Regions from separate parts of the Homo sapiens genome. Here region 1 is linked to region 2. A link is a contact called in ENCODE Hi-C or POLR2A ChIA-PET data. All regions are on one chromosome and are shown on one strand. Each heading gives the region's core, a stretch centred on a gene start or an enhancer-like site at or near the end of the contact. The rest is flanking DNA. Distances are from core to core; before and after follow the strand shown.

The links. A loop is a pair of places that touch in the nucleus more often than their neighbours do. ChIA-PET counts read pairs that join two places held with the same protein, here RNA polymerase II (POLR2A). Pooled maps may share reads with other maps.
Region 1: a loop to region 2 is called in a map of right lobe of liver, with 2.7 times the contacts of the local background. The contact joins the promoter of LINC02348 here to the enhancer-like site in region 2. A Hi-C loop is called at or near these places in 3 of 168 maps with a recorded cell type or tissue (cardiac septum, psoas muscle and right lobe of liver) and 2 of 50 pooled maps. POLR2A ChIA-PET finds 5 or more read pairs at or near these places in 1 of 52 experiments (activated CD4-positive, alpha-beta T cell).

What each region holds. Positions count from the first base shown.
Region 1 is chr15:101,612,348-101,615,647 of GRCh38, forward strand. LINC02348 (long intergenic non-protein coding RNA 2348) reads right to left here and starts at 1,992. Exons shown (of 3, transcript NR_147041.1): 1 at 1,603-1,992; 2 at 1,188-1,427. RefSeq lists enhancers at 1-483, 1,302-1,820, 1,821-2,337.
Region 2 is chr15:101,444,687-101,447,932 of GRCh38, forward strand. The region is part of intron 1 of PCSK6 (proprotein convertase subtilisin/kexin type 6); the gene reads right to left. Among named protein-coding and RNA genes, the nearest start is that of PCSK6, 43 kb to the right of the region's middle. Within about 2 kb of position 1,370, at least 12 of the 41 ENCODE cell types and tissues checked have a DNase peak (open chromatin) inside an H3K27ac peak, as active enhancers do; they include psoas muscle and right lobe of liver, where a contact is called at or near this core.

The sequences.
Region 1 (3,300 bases), core at 742-3,241, 170 kb after region 2:
CGCTCTCCAGTGAGTGCAGCCAGGCTGCTGTTTGCAGGACTTAACTCTCATCCCACCAGCTGTGGCTGCCCAGCTCCTAAAGCAACACTAGGGCCCTGGGTGGGGCCTGCAAAGGCTGCGAACCCAACGCAGCTCCCCCTCTCCTAGCCCGGAGCTGGTTCCTCCTCTGTCCTCCAATGCCCCAGCCTCCTCTCTGCGTGACTGCTATATTACCACCTGACCCCTGCTCCCCGGGGCAGGGACTTTCTTAGAAGAGACTCTCCAGACAGCCAAGCACAATTGGAAGCAGCACCTGCTCAGATCTTCCAAACTGAGGCTTGGTGAGGCCTCCATTGGGAGCACTTCATTGACAAACGTTTGAAATTCTGAAGATGACCTCCGTGGGTGCTGGGGAGGGGACCTGGGGCTTGGCTGAGGCCCTGGCCCTGGTGAGTGAGGCCCTCCGGCTGGGCACCTCTGGATATTGGCTGGGAGGGCACCCAGGGCCGGTTGAGGCCGCAGCTTGCTTTTCGGCCTCTCCTTGCTGCTCCCTCCCCACATGGCCTTGGGCAGGTGACTGCTAATGTCGGTGACCAGGCCAGGCTGCCGCCACCCCCACCCCATTTCCCAAGCCTGGCTGCTGGTGGCAGGGTCTGGTAGAAGTGCTGTGGCCTCCACGCAGGCATCCCTCTCCATGGGATCTCCATGGAAGAGCGTGTGCTGGTGCCTGGGTGTCGGGACCCCATAAAAACCACGGGTGACCCCTGTGCAGGGGCTGGGGCTGCTGGGACTGTGGATGGTCCCCCTAAGCCCCATGAGGCACATTTCCCAGGCATGGCAGCATGGCGGTACCTCTCTGGGGCTGTCCCTTGTGCATGCACTCTTACTCCAGCAGTCTCTGGTCCCTCTACCTTTCTCTAGTGGCCCTCGGGCTGAGAAACCATGAGAGTGTGTCCAAAGCAGGCAGCGGCCTTAAAGAAATGCCAGCCCACCTCCTCCCCACCTAGTGTCCAAAAGAGCTGCATGTTGGAAGCAGGGGTCTGTGCAGCCCTCCCCTCTCCCCTGGTACACCCTACTTGGGGAGCAGATTTGCCTGGGCAGGTCTGCACGGGGTCTGCTCCCTGGCCCAGCAGTCACTGGTGAGACACCCAGCCCTGGCATCCTCTGTTCCTAATTCCCATGAAGGTGCCTTTTGTGGCTGCACCTACTTGCATAAGGACTGAGGCATCGGCCAGGAAAAGACGTCAGGCTTGGCCAGCTCCATCTAGCAAGACACTCCAGGTCACCGGGGAAAGGGCTTTTCACTAAAGCCTCCAGGGAGACTTTGGAACATGAGCAGCACAGCTTGGAGACGAGCCAGCAGAGCACGTGACAGCGAGGAGGCAGCCGTGCACGTCGTCACCCAAGCCCCAGGCCACAGCATCCACGGGAGAGACTTTCCTGCAGCACTGCGTGTTGGGGGTAGGGAAGAGAACAAACTTAATCCTGGGCTGTTACGGGAAGCCCTGACGAGCCCCAGGAATATCAGGGACTGCAGGAAGGGTTCCAGTGTCACTGGGGAACCCGGATTCCCACAAATGCCTTGCTTCCCACAACCCGGCCTCCTGGTCCCACATGCCTCACCTGTTGTTCCAGCCTCTGCACCTGCTCACATCTCTGGGGAGTCACCCGATGGGGCTCCCCAGTCCCCGCAGCAGCATTTTCCTCTGACTCTCAGGGCCCTGCTCTGCCTTCTGTGCTCAGCAGTTGTTTCGGATTGGGAGTCAGGAGGCCATTCCCACACTTGAAACAAGGCTGCAAGAGGAGGCTGAGCAGAAACCGCACACCCCGAGGGCAAGGCGACATGCTCATTGCCCTTGCGCCCTTCCTCCTTCCCCAGGAGCAGGACTTCTGGCCGCTCTGAGTGCACGGGTGACGGCTGCCGTTTATCAGCCTTCAAATTTGTGCCCGAATCACCTGCTTCCAACTCCTCAAATACAGACTGGCTTAGCTCAGCCTGATTAAGACCAAATTAGGAAGGGCAGCTGTGTTCCACCAGAGCCCAGGGAGCCAGGCAGAGGGCAGGAGGATCAGGCCACCAAAGGTCACCTACACACAAGCCCGTACCGGTGATGTCATCGTGGATGGAGGAGATGGGCTGGCATTTTTTAAGGCTGGCCCCCTGCCTGGGACACACTCTACATGTTTCTAAGCCTATGGGCCACTGGGGAGAGCTGGAAGGAGCCAGGCACAGCCACAGGGAGGTGCCACCATGCTTGGGAAACACCTCGTGGGTCTGGGCTGCAAATGACCATCCACAGTCCCAGCCCTGGCAAAGGGGTAGCTCATGGTCCTTATGGGGTCCCGACACCCAGGCACCAGGACACGCTCTTCCACGGATGCAGGTTAGATAAGAAACCACCTTCAGGACTCTCCTACACATCTCTTCACACCTGTGCACAAAGGAATCAGCAAAAGATCCCCTCCCAGCCTGCTGTGACCGCAAAATTCCATACCCAAGACCAGGGCTGCTTAAATAATTTGAGCTCTGCAATGGAAACCTACAAAGCCACTAAAAGCAGCAGAGAACGCTGGTGAGCAGCTGTGAGTGGCAGCTGAGATTCATTACAGTTCCACAGTCGGACTCGGGAAAATGCTTCCGTGTGTGTAGCAGGCTGTGATGCGGTGTGTGGTCCCAGCTGAGGCCCCCACACTGACAGCAGTAAGAGCCGAGTATCTCACATCCTAAAGATGCCGGTCCGTGCCCGAGAGCAGATAGTCTATGAGACCTTAACCGGGGCTGTCCCAGATGCCACTCTGAGCCCTTCTGGAAGGGTGAGTTTGATCAGGGAGATGGCGAGGGAGGAGTCCTTGTCCAGGAGCTTTGGGGACAGTTTGACAGGAGCTTTTGGGATGTCAACCTTGCTCCTACCATGGGGAATGCAGAAGGGGGCTCCCCCCCCCACCTCTCCTCACATCTGCTCCACCTCAGCCCAGATCAGAGGCAGGGAGGAGAGCCTTGAGGAGCCCCGGAGTTGGGTGCACTGACTGGACCCCGCCCTGAGTAGAAGAGGGAGGCTGGCCTGGAGGGGCTGCAGGAGAACAGCAGAGTTGCTCAGCAGGACAAAGGAGACACTGCGGAAGGGGTCTGAGTTCAGGTCATCTTGACTGGTTTCCTCAGCACGGCCCATCATGAGGCAAAACCCTAAACGCTGACTCAAAGTCTGGGAACGGAATGGGCTGTTTTGTCCTTGGCTAGAGCCCTGCCAGCTGTCCCGTTCCCTCTAAGTGCTGCATGCACTGTGGACGTGGCATTCCCTCTAAGTACTGCATGCACTGTGG
Region 2 (3,246 bases), core at 120-2,619:
AATTCCTTATGTGTAAAATGGGGATAAAGGTACTTACCTTTAAAAGTTAAGTAGGACTAAAGCCTACCCGACTCACAACTCCTTGGCTGCCTCCACCTCATTCATAGCCATTTAGTCTGCTATAGTCTGACCTCAATAGAGTTGACTGGCCCAGGTGGAGACCTGGAGGGACTTGGATGCTGTGGCCATTTTCATATCTTTACACAAGAAGATAAGGCAGGAGTGCAAGAGAGAGCCTCCCAGCCCCTTTGCTTCCCTTCAGTTCTCCTTTCCGGCAACCCTGGCAGCCTTGCTGTCTCCTGTTCGTGGGTTTAGGAGACACCACTTTGTCCTCGAAATAAAGAGTTCCCTTTTCTACTTCAGCTTGCTCCAGTGTGTTTCTGTTGCTTACAACCACAGAACATCAAATACGAAGACAGTCATGAGGAATCAATGGGAATCACCTATATAGAGCCTAGCTGAGTGTCTAGAACCTAGTGGGCATTCAGCAAATGCTGGTGGTCCTGGGAGCTGGGATTCTCTCTCGGGCTCCTCCACTCCCTTCTCTGGGTCTGGGATGCTTTAGCTTTTGGCCAAATCCAGGTCTGCATCTAATGTGACCCTTCCCTCTGGGTGACCTGGGCTTACCCTCTCTCAGTTTCCTTATGAGACTAATAACCACCACCCTGAAGGGTTGCTCCGAAATTTGAACGCGATATTTACGTGTGAAAGAGCTAGCAGAGACCCAGCAGGCAGGTAGTAAGTGCTCGATACACGGTTTTCCGCAATTCTGATTCTCACATTTTTCTGCCATCATAAACCTCATTATTTCTGCCCTATTTTGCTCACAAGCACTTTTATTTTTCTTCCTACAGATAAGTCACCTTGCTCACTTCTTCAACAAAGTTAACTGCCACACGTGTCAAAAGGCTCCTCCTCACCCGCACTAGAGCTGTTATTTAGCTACGGAGGCAATCACCGAGTCTCAACTTGCCGCAGTGTTTAATCAACATGTTTGCTCATAAGCTGCCATCATCCCTGGGAGACGTTACGTAACTTTTGGTCTTTTAACTCTGGGCATTCGAGTCAATTCCCAGTCAGGGACATGGAGGAACGAAGAGTTGAATAAAACTTGCTGGCAAAGAGACTAATTGCAGCAGTGCTGACCCTTAGCAGGCTCATGACAGGGGGGCCTGGAAGCCATTCAGGGCAGCACCTGGCCTTTGACCAGCTAAGCCAGGCTTGGGGAAGCCACCTTTCCCCTCAAAGGCCAGTCCCAAAGCCATCCAGCCCCCTGCCCCGGGGCCGCCATGACTGTCCTTTGCAAAGGCCCCTGGGTCTGGGCTGATGTCAACTGTTCTCCACGAACGATCCAGGAAAGGCACAGACAGTCCCCAGAATGCTGACCAGGCCAACCACCTCTGGAGGCAGCAGCGGCCAGAACTCCATCTGTTTGGACACTTATGTCCGGCCTAGCATGAGAGCTGGGGGGCCGGGGAGGGACGCTCCCACTGCAGGGGAGAAGGGGACACCAGCCAAGGCTGCCCTTGCAAAGCCAGCTGCAGAAGAAGCTGGAATCACACATTCGTCCTCTGTGACTGGCTTATGTCATTCAGCATAATGTGCTCATGTTTCATCAGTGTTGGACCATGTGTCAGAATTTCCTTCCTTTTTAAGGCTGACTAATCTTCCGTTATCTGCACATCTCACATTTTGTTTATTCATTCATCTATTTATGGACACGTGGATTACTCCCACTGCTTGGCTGCTGGGAATAATGCTGCTGTGTACAAATATCTGCTCGTGTCCCTGCTTTCAATTCTTTTGGGTATATATCCACCTACCGTTTTTTGATAAATTTTCTTGGAACATAGCCACACCCACCCTTTCCCTACTGTTCATGGCTGCCTTCCTACTACAATAGCAGAGCTGAGTGGTTGCAACAGAGACCCTAGAGCCCACGAGGATCAAAGAGTTCATATGTGAACTCTGAAACAGAAAAGGCTGCCAGCCTGTGATGTACAGCATTTGCTGCTGAGAGTATCAGGGGAGTTCACCAAAGTCTCTGATGTCAAGCAAGGGTTCTCTAGGGCTGGGAAGTGGCGGTCCATACACGGAGTGACTCAAACACAGGTGCGGCTGCAAGCCTAGACCTTCAGCATCTCATTGAGTCTCTGAGACGTGCTTTTTCCATAAACCTTGTCAGATGCTCCAAGAGGCCCCGTCCTTCTGTCTGACTCATGTGGTCCTGCCCTCTGCCCTCCCTTTGCAACATCAGGCACCAGGTCAGGAGTGTGAGGTTTTCATCACGGGCAAAACCAGTGAGAGAATCAAAGGTGACACAGCAGGAGGCAGGAGCAGCTGCCCAGGAACACAGGCCCATTGAAAGTCTCGTCGGCCCGGATGATGCTGCGTTTATGATACAGCCATTGCTGTCTCTCGTCCTCCCCACCCACCTAAGCCCTTCTAGGCTTCTCATCTGACCTACCACAGCAGGGTCCACCCCAGGTACGAGGAGGTTCTGCCCCTCCCCAGTGAGGGAGGCTGTTCCTTCACATCTCTGGGTGCCTTCATGGGGAAGGGGGACAGGATGCCAGGCTGTGAGGCCCCCAGGCTCACGCAGGGTCACCTGTGGGGATGTGGCCACTGGCCTGGTTGAACATGAAGGACACCTGGCTGCCCTCTGGCCCTGACTCACAGATTAGGGTGTGACAAGGACCCACAGAGATGTCCCCATTTCACAGATGAGTATACTGAGGCCCAGGGAGGTTAAGACTATGTCACACTGTGGGGCTCCCAGTTCCTAAACCAGCAGCCTCCCCATTCTGCTCACAGACAAGCAGGTGACAAAATTTGATACTAAATGACATACAGATACACGAGTAGGGTTTAAGATGACTGCCACACTTTTAGGACCTCTTCAGGGTCAAATGGACAGCGGTGGACTCAGGAAGGGGGCGGCCTAAAGACAAAATTCCAAATAATCTTCCAGGTAAAGTGAGGTTCTTTTTTTATGTGGCATTTGCCCTGATGGCAGGTGTTCCTCCCTGCTCAGCAGCCTGGACGTCCTGGGTGGCTGCTGCTTGGCTGTGGCCTCGGACGGTGTCCACACCAGGCGCTGGCTCTGCTCCCGTGCTCACAGCTCATCGACTACGCACCGCTTCTCCAGCCGGTGCCTGAGCAGCCCGCCTTTAGAATCAGGAGCGGTGGCTTCCACGGACTGCCGCTATCGGAGGGCCCTGGCAGCCTCCTCCTCCTTCCCTCGAT